Regions from separate parts of the Homo sapiens genome. Here all the other regions are linked to region 2. Evidence: read pairs that join two places in POLR2A ChIA-PET (ENCODE). Cell type or tissue: Panc1. All regions are shown on one strand.

Region 1 (5,000 bases), 57 kb before region 2:
TCAAAATGGGCTGCATTTTCCTGCAGTAACAAATGACCTCAAGTCTCAGCGGCTTACGCCTGCGAAGGCTGATTGCCTGCTTACACCGTGTGCTCATCCCAGGACACTTTGGTGCTGTGCTTGTCATTGTCCTCACCCAGGCTGAGAGAGCAGCTAATCCCTGGCTCATTGCCAGTCTCTGATCCCAGGGAAAAGCAGGTGGGATAGGCACCGGCACTTAGTGCTTAAAGCTTCATTCCCAGATGACACAGGTCACACCACTCTCTCCCTTTTTTTTTTTTTCCTTTCTGAGACAGAGTCTTGCTCCGTCACCCAGGCTGGAGTGCAGTGGCGTGATCTTGGCTCACTGCAACCTCCACTTCCCGGGTCCAACCGATTCTCCTGCCTCAGCCTCCCAAGTAGCTGGGATTACAGGCACACGCCACCATGCCCTGCTTATTTTTGTATTTTTTAATAGAGACGGGGTTTCACCATGTTGGCAAGGCTGGTCTCGAACTCCTGACCTTGTGATCCGCCTGCCTCAGCCTCCCAAAGTGCTAGGATTACAGGCGTGAGCCACCACGCCCAGCCACATTTTAAAATTTTACAAGTGACTTCATAAAGTAGATGAAAACGTTGCCCTTGTGGAGATTACACTCCAGTAGAGGGAGACAGGCAATAAACAATTTAAAATAAATGTAGTTGCCAGGCACGGTGGCTCACACCTGTAATCCTCGAAACTTGGGAGGCTGAGGCGGGCAGATTGCATGAGGCCAGGAGTTCGAGACCAGCCTGGTCAACATGGTGAAACCTCATCTCTACTAAAAGTACCAGAAATATTAGCTGGGTGTGGTGGTGTGTGCCTGTAGTCCCAGCTACTCAGGACACTGAGGCATGAGAGTTGCTTGAACCCAGGAGGTGGAGGCTGCAGTGAGCTGAGAATGTGCCACTGCACTGTAGCCTGTGCAACAGAATGAGACCCTGTCTCATAATAATAATAATAATAATAATAATAATAATTGCAGTGATTGAATGCCATGCCCAGTAGGTGCTATGGAGACAAGTACAGCCGGGAGGGAGGATGGAGTGAGGCGGGTGCCCTTTTGAATAGCGTGATCAGGGGACCCTCATGCAGAAGCATTTGGTCGAAGACTCGAGGAGGAGAAGGAGGGAGACATGGTGATACTGGGGGAAGAGCATTCGAGGTAGAGGGAACAGCCAGTGCAAAGGAATATTTGAGGAATAGCAAGGAGTGGACAGAGGTAGACGGAGAAAGGGAGGAGATGAGGTCAGAGTGGTCACAGGGGCAGGTCATGGGGGCCTCACGTAAGGTCTTTGTCACTAAATATATAAAGTGAATGATTCGGGTCACTCCCTTTACCCTGAGTGACATGGAGCCATGGGCAGATTCTGAGCAGGGGAGGGACATGACCTGCCTCAGGTGTTCACTTCTGGACATCAATGTCATGGGCTTAAAACAGTCACATGGCCAGATCCAACATCAAAGGGCACAGAAGTACACTCTGCCTTTGGCAAGTCCGTGGCGAGGGTATAGATGGAGGGAGGGGTGAAGAATTTGCATCAGTAACTGGATCTTCCCCAGGAGTCATCACTGTAGCAGTGGGGTTGGGTTTTAAACCATGAGAATAGACAACTGCATCACAGATAGATGCGGGAGAAGGCTGGGGCTGAGCCCTGGGGTAGTCCAGTGTTTTTGATTTTTTGTTTTTGTTTCTGTTTTTTTTTTAATTTTATTTTATATATATATTTTTGAGACAGGGTCTTGCTCTGTCGCCAGGCTGGAGTGCAGTGGTGTGACCTTGGCTCACTGCAACTTCCACCTTCTGGGTTCAAGTGATTCTCCTGCCTCAGCCTCCCAAGTAGCTGGGATTACAGGCGGGCACCAGGACGCCCAGCTAATTTTTGTATTTTTAGTAGAGATGGGGGTTTCACCATGTTAGCCAGGATGGTCTCGATCTCTTGACCTCGTGATCCGCCCGCCTTGGCCTCCCAAAGTGCTGGGATTACAGGCGTGAGCCACTGCACCCAGCCTGTTTCTGTTTTTGAGATGGAGTCCCAGTCTGTCACCCAAGCTGGAGTTCAGTAGCACGATCTTGGCTCACTGCAACCTCCACCTCCCAGGTTCAAGCAATTCTCCCTGTCTCAGCCTCCTGAGAGGCTGGGATTACAGGCACCTGCCACCATGTCCGACTCATTTTTGAATTTTTTAGTAGAGACTGGGTTTTGCCAGGTTGGCCAGGCTGGTCTTGAACTCCTGGCCTCAGGTGATCCACCCGCCTCGGCCTCCTAAAGTGCTGGGATTACAGGCTTGAGTCACCAGGCCTGGCCTTTGTTTTTGTTTGTTAACATAGGATCTTGTTCTGTCATCCAGGCTGGAGTGCAGTGGTGCCATATCATAGTTCACTGAAGCCTCCGCCTCCTGGGCTCAAGAGATCCTCCCACTTCAGCCTCCCAAAGTGCTGGGATTACAGGCGTGAGCCACCATGGCTGGCAGATGCCAGTGTTTAGAAATGAGGAGGGAGAGGAAGAATAAGCAAAAGAGACCGAGGAGGAGCAGACAGTGTCAGGAGGGGACCTAGACCATGGAAGGACGTGAAGAATGTGTCTCAGCAGCAGAGGGTCATCACCCATGTCACCACTGCTGACACATCAGGAAAGATGGAACTGAGAAGTTAGTTACTCCTGGATTCAGCAACATGGAGGTCATTGGTTGTCTTGACAAGAGCTGAATCTGCAGTGGTTGGGGCAAAAGCCTCATTGGAATGTGTGGAAAAGAGACACAGGGGAAGAGGAAGTAGAGACAAGAGGAAGTAGGAAGAGAAGAAGAGGATGGAGACAATGCTTGACAATTGTTGCTGAAAAGACAAGCAGAGGAATGGAGTAGAAGCTGGAGGGGTAGGGGTGGAGATAGAATTTCTTTTCTTTCTTTCTTTTCTTTCTTTTCTTTCTTTCTTTCTTTCTTTCTCTTTCTCTTTCTCTCCCTTCCTGCCTTCCTTCTTTGTTCCCTCTCTTCCTCCTTCCTTTCTCTCTTTTACTTCCTTCCTTACTTACTTTTCTTCTCCTTCTCCTTCTTCTAATTTCTTTCTTTCTTTCCTTTCTTCTTTCTCCTTCCTTCCTTCTTCCTTCCCTCCTTCCTTCCTCCCTTCCCTTCCCCTTCCTTCCTTCCTTCCTTTCCTTCCTTCCTCCCTTCCTCCCTCCCTCCTTTCTTTCCTTCCTTCCTTCCTTCCTTCTTTCTTTCTTTCTTTCTTTCTTTCTTTCTTTCTTTCTTTCTTTCTTTCTGTCTCTCTCTCTCTCTCTCTCTTTCTTTCTTTCTTTCATCTTGCTCTGTCACCTAGGCTGGAATGCACGATCATAGCTCACTGCAGCCTCCAAACTCCTGGGCTTCAGTGATCTTCCCACCGCAGCCTCCCAAAAGTGCTGGGATTACAAGCATGAGCCACTGTTCCTGTCCAGAATTTCATTAAATAAGGTGCAACTGATGATGCAAGAATGTGGGGAGAACTGTGGAGCATGTTCTTGAGAGAGAGGGTGGGACACAGAGGCCAAGTGGAGAAGTTGGGCTTGGAAAGGAGGTTGGGGATCATATCATATTGGAACAGGAGGATAGCAGAGTATCTAGGCCTAGACGCTGGGAAGTAAGTAGAGCTGCTGGTGGGAGCACAGGGGATTTCTCTTCTATGGCTTCTGTGTTTTCAGTGGAAGAAACAAAGCCATCCGTGAGCGTGGACATGTGGGAGGAAGAGTTGGAGGTTTAAGAAGAGAGGACACAGCTGAGAGCGGTTGCCCACGCCTGTAATCCCAGCACTTTGGGACACCAAGTTGGGCAGATCACTTAAGGTCAGGAGTTCGAGACCAGCCTGACCAACATGGTAAAACCCCGTCTCTACTAAAAATACAAACATTAGCCGAGTGTGGTGGCACACACCTGTAATCCCAGCTCCTCAGGAGGCTGAGGCCAGAGGATCGCTTGAGCCCAGGAGGCAGAGGTTGCAGTGAGCCAAGATTGCACCACTGCACTGCAGACTGGGGGACATAGTGAAATTCCATCTCAAAAAAAAAAAGCAAATCTGGCTAGATGGGCAAGGCAGGAAGATTGCTTGAGCTCAGGAGTTTGAGACCAGCCTGGGCAACATGGCGAGACCCCGTCTCTACTAAAAATAGAAAAAAATAGTCAGGTTTGGTGGCGTGCACCTGTGTTCCCAGCTACTTGGGAGGCTGAGGTGAGAGAATTGCATGAGCTCAGGAGGTGGAGGCTGTACTGAGCCAAGATCGTGCCTCTGCACTCCAGCCTGGGTGACAGAGTGAGACCCTGTCTCAAAAAATAAAATGAAATAAAATAAAATAAAATAAATAATAAAATAAAAAAATAAAAATAAGCACATTTATGATAAGTTAGAAGGTGATATATGCTATAAAAAAAGTAATACAGTACAAGATATCAGGAGCACTTGTGTGTAATTCCAAAAGTGCTGGAATTACAGGCATGAGCCACCGCGCCCGGCCCAAAAAAACTTTAAAAACGGGGGACACTGGGTGCGGTGGCTCACGCCTGTAATCCCAGCACTTTGGGAGGCCGAGGCAGGAGGATCACTTGAGGTCAGGAGTTCGAGACCAGCCTAACCACCGTGCTGAAACCCCGTCTCTACTAAAAATACAAAAATTAGCCAGGCGTAGTGGTGCACGCCTGTAATTTCAGCTACCTAGAGGCTGAGGCAAGAGAATCGCTTGAACCCAGGAGGTGGTTGCAGTGAGCCGAGATCGCACCACTGCACTCCAGTCTAGGCAACAGAGTGAGACTCTGTCTCATAAATAAATAAATAAATAATTTTAAAAAAGAAACTCTAGCCAGGCATGGTGGTTCATGCCTGTAATCCCAGCATTTTGGGAGACCAAGGTGAGGGAATCACTTGAGTCCAGGAGTTCAAGACCAGCCTGAGCAATGTAGTAAGAATCCATCTCTACAAAAAAAAAAAAAAAAATTAGCCACACATGGTTCCAGT
Region 2 (5,000 bases):
ACGCCTGCAGTCCCAGCACTTTGGGAGGCCACGGCAGGAGGATCACTTGAGCCCAGGAGTTTGAGAGCAGCCTGGGCAACATACTGAGACCTCATTTCTACAAAAAATATAAATAAAACTTTTTTAAAAAATAGCCAGGCATGGTGGCACCCACCTGTCATCCTAGCTACTCAGGAGGCTGAAGCGTGGAGGCTCGCTTGAGCCCAGGAGATAAGGCTGCAGTGAGCCATGATCATGCCACTACACTCCAGCCTTGGCAACAGAACAAGACCCTGTCTCAGAAAAAGAAAGAAAGGAACAGCAATGAGGCCAGTGTGATGGAGCTGCGAGGGGGAGGGTCCAGACCTCCAAGAGCTTTGTAAGGGAAGGCAGGGGTTGGATATTTTTTTCTAAGCAGAATGGGAGCCACAAGATGGTTTTGAATAGAGCGGGGATGTAATCTCTGACTGTAGGTGGGAAAGAGGGTGTGGGAGTGAGGGGTGACCAGGAGGAAGCTGCTGTGATCATCCAGGCAGGAGGTGACAGTAGACAGGTAGATGAGATGTATGGGGAGGGTGAGAAGTGCGTGAATTTGGAAACGCTTTGAAAATACAGCCAGTGGAACTTACTGATGAATTGAAAATGATGTGGTATTGTGTATGTGTGTGTGCACATGTGCATGCAGGCGTGAGAGAGAGAGAAGGATGGCCTGATGGTTACAATGAAGCCTCAATTTCATCAGTGGAAAAGGAGAACAATACTCACTGCCGAGGCTTGTTGTGGGGAATCTATATAATTGTGGGTGTAAAGCACTTAGCACATTTCATGAAATATAGTCACTGTCATCATTATTCATTACGAGATGTGTTCTAAGGTAAGCAGGTCTGTGCAAACCTACCCCCAAAGGCCAAGGGAGAAAGAGCCTGACAAATCCAGTTTCTTTTTTTTTCTTCTTCTTCTTCTTTTTTGAGACAGAATCTCCTGTTGCCCAGGCTGGAGTGCAGAGGTGCGATCTCAGCTCACTCTGCCTCCTGGGTTCAAGCAATTCTCCTGCCTCAGCCTCCCGAGTAGCTAGGATTACAGGCGCCCACCATGACGCCCGGCTAATTTTTGTATTTTTAGTAGAGATAGGGTTTTACCATGTTGGCCAATCTGGTCTCAAACTCCTGATCTCAGGTTATCCGCCCACCTTGGCTTCCCTGAGTGCCAGGATTAGAGGCGTCAGCCACCACGCCCGGCCGACAAATCCAATTTCTTAGAAGGAAACGTTTAAGAGGAATTCACAAACCGAAGCCATGTCTCAGGAGGCCCTAGGAAGACAGAGGGGATCCCCCACACAGTTATCCCACAAATGTAGGGCTTATACACTATAGGAAATTTGCCTCAAGGCAGGATTTATGGTAAGTATGTGTTTATGATAACATAAAGGTTATTTTGACCTAAGGGCAGGATTTTTGGTAAGTACATGAAAATAGAAATCTTAGAGGCATTCCCAGAACTGGAGTTAATCAGAAGTCAACATGGGCCTGAATCTCAGCACTTTGAGAGGCCGAGAATGGAGGATCGCTTGACCCCACAAGTACAAGACCAGTCTGGGCAACATAGTGAGACCCCGTCTCTACAAAAAAATTTAAAAATTAGCTGGGTGTGGTGGTGAAGGCCTGTAGTCCCAGCTACTCAGGAGGCTGAGGTGGGAGGATTGCTGGACCCTGGGAGGTCAAGATGCAGTGAGCCATGATCGTGCCACTGCACTGCAACCTGGGCAACAGAGCAAGACTCTGTCGCAAAACAAACAAATAAAAAAGAAGTCAAGATGGCAGATTAGCATCCAAGATGGAGTTACTTTAATCTCCCCTGGGTGTGTTTGTCATTGTTGTTGTTGTTTAAGACACAGTCTTGCTCTGTTGTCCAGGCTGGAGTGCAGTGGCATGATCTCAGCTCACTGCAACCTCCACCTCCTGGGTTCAAGCAATCTCCTACCTCAGCCTCCCGAGTAGCTGGGATTACAGGCACGTGCCACCATGCCCAGTTAATGTTTGTATTTTTGGTAAAGACAGGGTTTCACCACGTTGGCCAGGCTGGTCTCGAACTCCTGGGCTCAAATGATCCACCTGCCTCGGCCTCTCAAAGTGCTAGGATTGCAGCACCCAGCCCACTGGGTGTGTTTGAGACAAGTCAACCAAACCCATCGTGTTTCTTCTGGCAGCTCCCGCAAAACTGTACATGTGCCCCCTAAGATTCCAAGAAAGACCTCCACCATGCCCCAATTGCTTCAAAAACATCTGCCCCCAACTCGTTTGTGCTTTCACCACTGCTAGGAAATAGGGGTGACTCAGGGCGATTTCCTCTCCTTTCACCACTCTATGGGTTCTGAGGGTTTTCCGTCAGGGATCTCTTTCTAGAAGAATTCCAAGCTCTCTGCTCTAGCCTCCTTTCTGTTTCTCTTTCGAATTCAGTCTGTCCTCTGTCATCTCCTGACCACTGCGTATCTGAGCTTCCCCAGCCCTGCCCTGGCGGCACATTCCAATTTCAGGAGGTGTGTTTGCTTTTCTTTCTTCAGCTGGGATTAGCCAATCCAGTGGTTCATGGCCCTTGCTTGCTTCATAATCACCTAGGGAACTCAAAAGATGTCTGGCCTGCAATCCCAGAGATGTGATTGGTTTTAATCATTACATTCTATCAGTGATTCCTAAACTTTAAAGCGCATCGGAATCAGCTAGAGTCTTGCTAAACCGTAGAACCAACCTCATTGGCACCACCTTGGCAGAGTGTTAGAAATACTGAATCTCAGGCCCTAGCCCAGACCCACTAAATCAGAAATGTGCAGGTTAGGCTGGCACAGTGGCTCACACCTGTAATCCCAGAACTTTGGGAGGTGGGGTCAGGGAGATTGCTTAAGCCCAGGAGTTTGAGACCAACCTGGGCAACACGGTAAAGCCCCATCTCAATAAATAAATAAATAAACCATGTGTGGTCGAGTGCACCTGTGATCCTAGTTACTTGGGAGGCTGAGGCAGGAGGATCACCTGAGCCCAGGGAGGTCTAGTCTGCAGCAAGCAGTGATTGTGCTACTGCACTCCACCCTGGGTGACATAGTGAAAACCAGTCTCAAAAAAAAAAAAAAAAAAAAAACAGAAAAAAGAAAAGAAGTGTGCACTTTAACAATATTTCCAGGTAACTCTACACATGTGAAAGTTGAAGAAGCACTGGGCTCAACCCCTGACTGCTGTGCAGCTGGGGGTAGACCAGGTGGAGTGGGCCTGCCAGCTTGCCTTGCAGAACCTCAGATCCCACAGCCAGATCCCAACCCCACTGTAACCTCCATTTCCTACACAGCCTTCTCTGAACGCTCCTCCCACCTCTGCCTATGGAGCATCATAATAATAATAAATAATATTTTAATAACAAAATGGCAAAAGTTTATTTGGTGCATCTCCTATGCAAGGAATTAAATGAATTAAGTTAATTCATTTAATCCTTACTACCACCTTAGGATGTAGGTCTTACAATTAGTCCCACTTTACAGATGAGGACCCAGAGCATCAAGATGCATCCGGCCAGGCGCGGTGGCTCACGCCTGTAATCCCAGCACTTTGGGAGGCCATGGCGGGCAGATCACAAGATCAGGAGTTTGAGACCAGCCTGGCCAATATGGTGAAACCCCGTCTCTACTAAAAATACAAAAATTAGCCAGGCATGGTGGTGTGCATCTGTAGTCCCAGCTACTCGGAAGACTGAGGCAGAAGAATTGCTTAAACCTGGGAGGTGGAGGTTGCAGTGAGCCGAGATGGTGCCACTGCACTCCAGCCTGGGTGACAGAGTGAGGCTCTATCTCAAAAAAAAAAAAAAAAAAAAGAAGAAGAAGATGCATCCAGCCGGGCTCGGTGGCTCACAGGCAACATAGCCAGACCCTGTCTCTACAAAGGTAATAATACTAATAATAATAATCATAGGCAGGCACACCTGTAGTCCCAACTACTTGAGTGGCTGAGGCAGGAGAATCACTTGAGCCCAGGAAATGGAGGCTGCAGTGAGCTGTCATCACACCACTGCACTCCAGCCTGTGCAATAGAGCAAGACCCTATCTCAGAAAAATAAATAAAATATTATAGACTTACAAGAAGTTGCAAAAATACCACAGAAGCGTTTCCCATATCCCTCACCCAGCTTTTCCTAATAGTAACATCTTGCATAACTATAGTAATTCTCAAAACTAGGAACCTGACATTGTCACAATACTATTCACTCAACTACAGACTTTACCGGGATTTCACCAGTTTTTGCATGCACTCATTTCTTTCTGCATGTCTTTGTGTATAATTCAGTGACAGTTTATCACAGGTATAAATCCCATAATCAAAATACAGAATTGCTTCCTTACTACAAAGAAATGTACAAGTCACACCTTTACAGTCACATCCTCCCTCTCCTTCTCTTACCCTTGACAACCACTAATCTGTTCTCCAGCTTTGTAATTTTGTCATTTCAAGGATGTTATATAAATGGAATCACATAGCATGTCACTTTTTTTTTTTTTTTTGAGACAGAGTCTTGCTCTGTTGCCCAGGCTGGAGTGCCGTGGTGCAATCTCGGCTCACTGCAACCTCCACCTCCTGGGTTCAAGCGATTCTCCTCCCTCAGCCTCTCGAGTAGCTGGGGTTACAGGCACGTGCCACCACACCCGGCTAATTTTTTGTATTTTTAGAAGAGATGGGGTTTCACCATGTTGGCCAGGCTGGTCTCGAACTACTGACCTCGTGATCTGCCTGCCTAGGCCTCCCAAAGTGTTGGGATTACAGGTGTGAGCCACCACGCCCGGCCAGAATGTCACTTTTTGAGACCGACTTTTTTCCCCACTCAGTAAAACATGCTTAAAATCCATCCAGGTTGTGTGTATCAATAGTTGAATCCTATTAATTGCTGAAAGTAATTGTGGTTTTTGCATTGTTGAAATTTGTCATTTGATATTGGAATACATTCTTAAATAAATGTGGTTATGTTATACATCATTTTAATGTCCA
Region 3 (5,000 bases), 140 kb after region 2:
GATTTTGACATCTACACATTGTACTGCATGAACTACCCGAGGTGAGGGGCAGGAGCCCCTGCTGGGCCTCAGGCTGTGCCCACAAGCTGATGTGCCAGTCACCCGTCACCCTCCCTCTACCCCCGACCCATCCAGCACCGACCCCTGCCAGGCTGTGACAGTAACTGACCTCTCCCTCACTGCCCCGCCCCCTGTCAGACCCTGACCCTTCCCAAACCCTGGCCCCTCCCTAACCCCTCTTGACCCCGCCCACTGGAACTGACAATCCCCACTGACCTGTGCTGTGCCCCCAGCTCCCTGGCCCTGCTCCGGGAGCTGTCGTTGTCTCCGCCAGCAGCCCTGTGGCTGCAGGAGCGCCAGGCCCAGCTTCGCCACTCGCTGCCCCTGCAGAGCTTCCTGCTGAAACCTGTCCAGCGCATTCTCAAGTACCATCTGCTGCTGCAGGTCAGCTGGGGCCCCTGGAGCCAGGCTGGGGAGGGGGAGGTCCTGTCCCTTGACCACCTGTTGGTTCATCTGGAGGATGGACCCCCCACGAGTTGGGCAAGGCCTCCCAAAGTGCTGGGATTACAGGCGTGAGCCACCGCGCACAGCCCTAGCTTTTTTTTTTCCCTTTGAGGTGGAGTTTCACTCTTGTCGATGAGGCTGGAGTACAGTGGTGCGATCTTGGCTCACTGCAACCTCCACCTCCTGGGTTCAAGTGATTCTCCTTGCTCAGCCTCCTGAGTAGCTAGGATTACAGGCGCACACCACCATGCCCAGCTAATTTTTGTATTTTTAATAGGGACGGGGTTTCACTACGTTGGCCGGGCTAGTCTCGAACTCCTGGCCTCAGGTGATTTGCCCACCTCAGCCTCCCAAAGTGCTGGGATTACAGACATGAGCCACTGCGCCTGGCCTCTGCCCCTATCTTTATATTTCTCCATCTCCTGTTATTCTCATTCTCTTTCTCCTTCTCTGTTTCTCTCCCCATCCCTGCGTGCCTGGTGGCTGCCTGACAGGAACTAGGGAAGCACTGGGCGGAGGGCCCAGGCACTGGGGGTCGCGAGATGGTGGAGGAAGCTATTGTGTCCATGACAGCGGTTGCCTGGTACATCAACGACATGAAGCGCAAGCAGGAGCATGCAGCGCGCCTCCAGGTGGCCCCAGGGTGGGCTGGGGCTTGCTGGATGAGGGAGTGAGCGAGGGGGCCTTGGGGCGGGTGGGGGGAAATCAGTGCCTCAGAGGTAGCCTTGGAGGGTTGGCTGGGACAGCATGGCCCTGTTGCTAACCCCCTGTTTTGGTGTGTATGTGTGTGCCACCTACCCATGCTTGTCTCTGCGCCCCGGCGCACCTGGCGGGGTCCCGGCAGGAAGTGCAGCGGCGGCTGGGTGGCTGGACCGGACCAGAGCTCAGTGCTTTTGGGGAACTGGTGTTGGAGGGCGCGTTCCGAGGAGGCGGAGGGGGTGGCCCCCGGCTACGAGGGGGTGAGCGGCTGCTCTTCCTGTTCTCTCGGATGCTGCTGGTGGCCAAGCGCAGGGGGCTGGAGTACACCTACAAAGGCCACATCTTCGTGAGTTTGGGGATGGGGTGGGGCTAGAATACTACCTACAAAGTATATCCCATATACCTGTATCTGTGTGCCCGGCAGTGTGGGCCAGGGGACCCTGCCACATTTTCTTGAGTTAGAGAATGGAAGCCAAGGGAAGCTTTCTTTCTAGTGTATAGAATGAGAGCTGCCCCACTTAAGAAAAAAAAGGAGAAGGCTGGGCGTGGTGGCTCATTCCTGTAATCCGAGCACTTTGGGAGGTCAAGGCGGGCGGATCACTTGAGGTCAGGAGTTCGAGACCAGCCTAGCCAACGTGGTGAAACCCCGTCTCTACTAAAAATACAAAAATTAGCTGGACGTGGTGGCAAGTGCCTGTAATCCCAGCTACTGGGGAGGCTGAGGCAGGAGAATTACTTGAACCCAGGAGGCGGAGGTTGCAATAAGCCAAGATCATGCCACTGCACTCCAGCCTGGGTGACAGAGCAAGACTCTGTCTCAAAAAAAAAAAAGGGAGAGGAAACCCACCATACAGCCTTATGGGATGCATCTTCCTAGGGAGGAGGACCCAGATACACCTCCAAGGGTGTCTCCGTACAAGGGGCATCACTGAGCCCAAGGACTCTGAGCTTGCTACCCCTCTCTTTCCTTCCAGTGCTGCAACCTGAGCGTGAGCGAGAGTCCCCGAGACCCTCTAGGGTTCAAGGTGTCTGATCTGACCATTCCCAAGCACAGACACCTGCTCCAGGTGAGCATGTAGTGGGATCAGGCTGGCAGGGATCCCCCAGCCTCGAGACCTCACACCTGGCCCCCTGACTCTACTCCAACCCACTCCTAGGCCAAGAACCAAGAAGAGAAGAGGCTGTGGATTCACTGTCTCCAGCGCCTCTTCTTTGAGAACCACCCTGCCTCCATCCCTGCCAAGGTACAGCTCCTGCCGCAGCCGGGGGCCCTCTGAGTGCTGGAGACACCCTCCCCCAATAGTACTAAGAGACGCCCCTGCCCAATGCCAGAGCAGTCTGTTATAATGTGATTGCTAAAAGTGCAGAATTCCGCTACTTGGGTTTGAATCTTAGCTCTACCATGTCCCTGCTTTGTGACCTTGGGCAAGTAACTTAACCTCTCTGAGCCTTAACTTCCTCACCTAGAGGAATGAAAGCGCCTTCATCCTAGGGTTGTGGTGATGAGTAATGGTCACCAGCCACGTCATGGGCTTGACCAATAGAAGCACCCATCAGCTGGCTGTGGTGGCTCATGCCTATAATCCCAGCACTTCGAGGGGGTGATGTGGGAGGATCATTTAAGCCCGGGAGTTCGATACCAGCTTGGGCAACATAGTGAGACCCTGTCTCTAAAAAACATTTTTTAATTAGCTGGGGCTGGCCAGGCACGGTGGCTCACACCTGTAATCCCAACACTTTGGGAGACCAAGGCGGGCGGATCACCTGAGGTCAGGAGTTCAAGAGCAGCCTGACCGACATGGAGAAACCCCATCTCTACTAAAAAATACAAAATTAGGCCGGGCGCGGTGGCTCATGCCTGTAATCCCAGCACTTTGGGAGGCCGAGGCGGGCGGATCACGAGGTCCGGAGATCGAGACCATCCTGGCTAACATGGTGAAACCCCATCTCTACCAAAAATACAAAAAATTAGCCAGGCGTGGTGGCAGGTGCCCGTAGTCCCAGCTACTCGGGAGGCTGAGGCAGGAGAATGGCGTGAACCCAGGAGGCAAGAGCTTGCAGTGAGCCTAGGTTGCGTCACTGCGCTCTCCAGACTGGGCAACAGAGTGAGCCTCTGTCTCAAAAAAAAAAAAGAAAAAGAAAAATTAGCTGGGCATGGTGGCGCATGCCTGTAATCCCAGCTACTAGGGAGGCTGAGGCAGGAGAATCACTTGTACCTGGGAGGCGGAACTTGCGGTGAGCCGAGATCATGCCATTGCACTCCAGCCTGGGCAAGAAGAGCGAAACTCCGTCTCAAAAAAATAAAAATAAAATAGCTGGGCTGGACGTGGTGGTTCACGCCTGTAATCCCAGCACTTCGGGAGGCCAAGGCGGGTGGATCACCTGAGGTTAGGAGTTCAAGACCAGCCTGGTCAACATGGTGAAACCCCGTCTCTACTAAAAACACAAAAATTACCGGGTGTGGTAGCGGGCACCTGTAATCCCAGCAACTCAAGAGGCTGAGGCAGGAGAATCGCTTGAACCCAGGAGGCAGAGGGTGCAGTGAGCCGAAATCGCGCCTTTGCACTCCAACCTCGGCAACAAGAGCAAAATCTCCGTCTCAAAAAAAAAAAAAAATTAGCTGGATGTGATGGTGCACATATGAAATCCCAGCTACTCAGGAGGGTGAGGTGGGAAGATCGCTTGATCCCAGAAGTAGAGGCTGGAGTGAGCTATGATTGCACCACTGTACTCCAACCTGGCGTATAGAGCAAGATCTAAAAACAAAAACAGCACCCATTAATGGGCATGACTACGGTGCTTAAAGTATCCTCTCTGTGGTACTCCAAGATCGACCCACCTCAGCCCTCATCCTCCTGTCTTTCAGGCAAAGCAAGTTCTCCTTGAAAACAGCCTGCATTGTGAGTTGGGGCCTTGGGCTGGGAGGGTGTGGAAGTAGACGAATTACTTCCAAGAAAAAGTTGGCTTTTAGCCCCAAAACTCTCCCCACAGGTGCCCCCAAAAGTAAGCCTGTCCTAGAGCCCCTGACACCCCCACTTGGGTCTCCTCGACCTCGAGATGCTAGAAGTTTTACCCCTGGGCGAAGGAACACAGGTAAAGGCGGTGGATCCCTGAGTCCCAGCCCTCAGCCCCACTTCCCTAGGACCCGGGAGCTGGGCTCACACAGGGCTCTGGCCCTCCCTCCCACAGCTCCATCTCCTGGGCCCTCTGTGATTCGCCGAGGCCGCAGGCAGTCTGGTGAGCACTCACCCCTAAGGGTGATCCAGGCATCGGGGTGGGAGCTGGGCTCCTGACATCACTGTGTCCTCCCCGCAGAGCCGGTGAAGGACCCTTATGTCATGTTCCCACAGAACGGTCAGTGACTGCCCCGGTTCAGCCTGGTCCATCCCTGTCTGTCGCCCGGTGGGATGTCTGGGGCGGGTTGGGGAGGGGTGGTTGCTTCAGCTCATCAGTTATGGGGGAATCACTCTTTTTCCCTTACATCTCACTAATGCTTCTCTCTCTCTCATCTCTCCATCCTTAGCTAAGCCTGGATTCAAGGTAAGAGATATCTCGAGATAGGGTCTGGGCACCTTGACTTCTGGGTCTGATGGAGAAGGGAGCTTGAGTTCCAAAATCCTGGGTCTGAATGAGAAGGGGATTGGGGCCAGACAGAGTAACTCATGCCTGTAATCTCAGTATTTTGGGAGGTCAAGGCAGGAGGATTGCTCGAGCCCAGGAGTTTGAGACCAGTCTGGGCAACATGGCAAAACCCCATCTCTACAAAAAGTACAAAAAAATTAGCCAGGCACACTAGT

What was found. ChIA-PET counts read pairs that join two places held together with the same protein. Peaks named below come from ENCODE experiments on the same cell type or tissue, not always from the same donor. Only the 100,000 strongest peaks of a DNase experiment are listed, where the experiment ranks them.
Region 1: POLR2A ChIA-PET joins it to region 2 with 5 read pairs; 2 of 35 experiments call an interaction of 5 or more read pairs at or near these places.
Region 3: POLR2A ChIA-PET joins it to region 2 with 5 read pairs; 2 of 35 experiments call an interaction of 5 or more read pairs at or near these places.

What each region holds. Positions count from the first base shown.
Region 1 is chr19:39,218,672-39,223,671 of GRCh38, forward strand. No RefSeq gene overlaps it. Among named protein-coding and RNA genes, the nearest start is that of SYCN, 17 kb to the left of the region's middle. In Panc1, no CTCF peak of the experiment used is centred here; a DNase peak (open chromatin) is centred at 2,701; H3K27me3 peaks cover 1,040 bases.
Region 2 is chr19:39,275,302-39,280,301 of GRCh38, forward strand. No RefSeq gene overlaps it. Among named protein-coding and RNA genes, the nearest start is that of IFNL2, 9.4 kb to the left of the region's middle. In Panc1, no CTCF peak of the experiment used is centred here; a DNase peak (open chromatin) is centred at 2,499; H3K27me3 peaks cover 287 bases.
Region 3 is chr19:39,416,557-39,421,556 of GRCh38, forward strand. PLEKHG2 (pleckstrin homology and RhoGEF domain containing G2) reads left to right here. Exons shown (of 19, transcript NM_022835.3): 6 at 1-41; 7 at 294-444; 8 at 999-1,136; 9 at 1,349-1,549; 10 at 2,178-2,270; 11 at 2,361-2,447; 12 at 4,070-4,103; 13 at 4,195-4,296; 14 at 4,393-4,440; 15 at 4,519-4,557; 16 at 4,727-4,743. Among named protein-coding and RNA genes, the nearest start is that of PLEKHG2, 6.4 kb to the left of the region's middle. In Panc1, no CTCF peak of the experiment used is centred here; a DNase peak (open chromatin) is centred at 2,683; H3K27ac peaks cover 559 bases.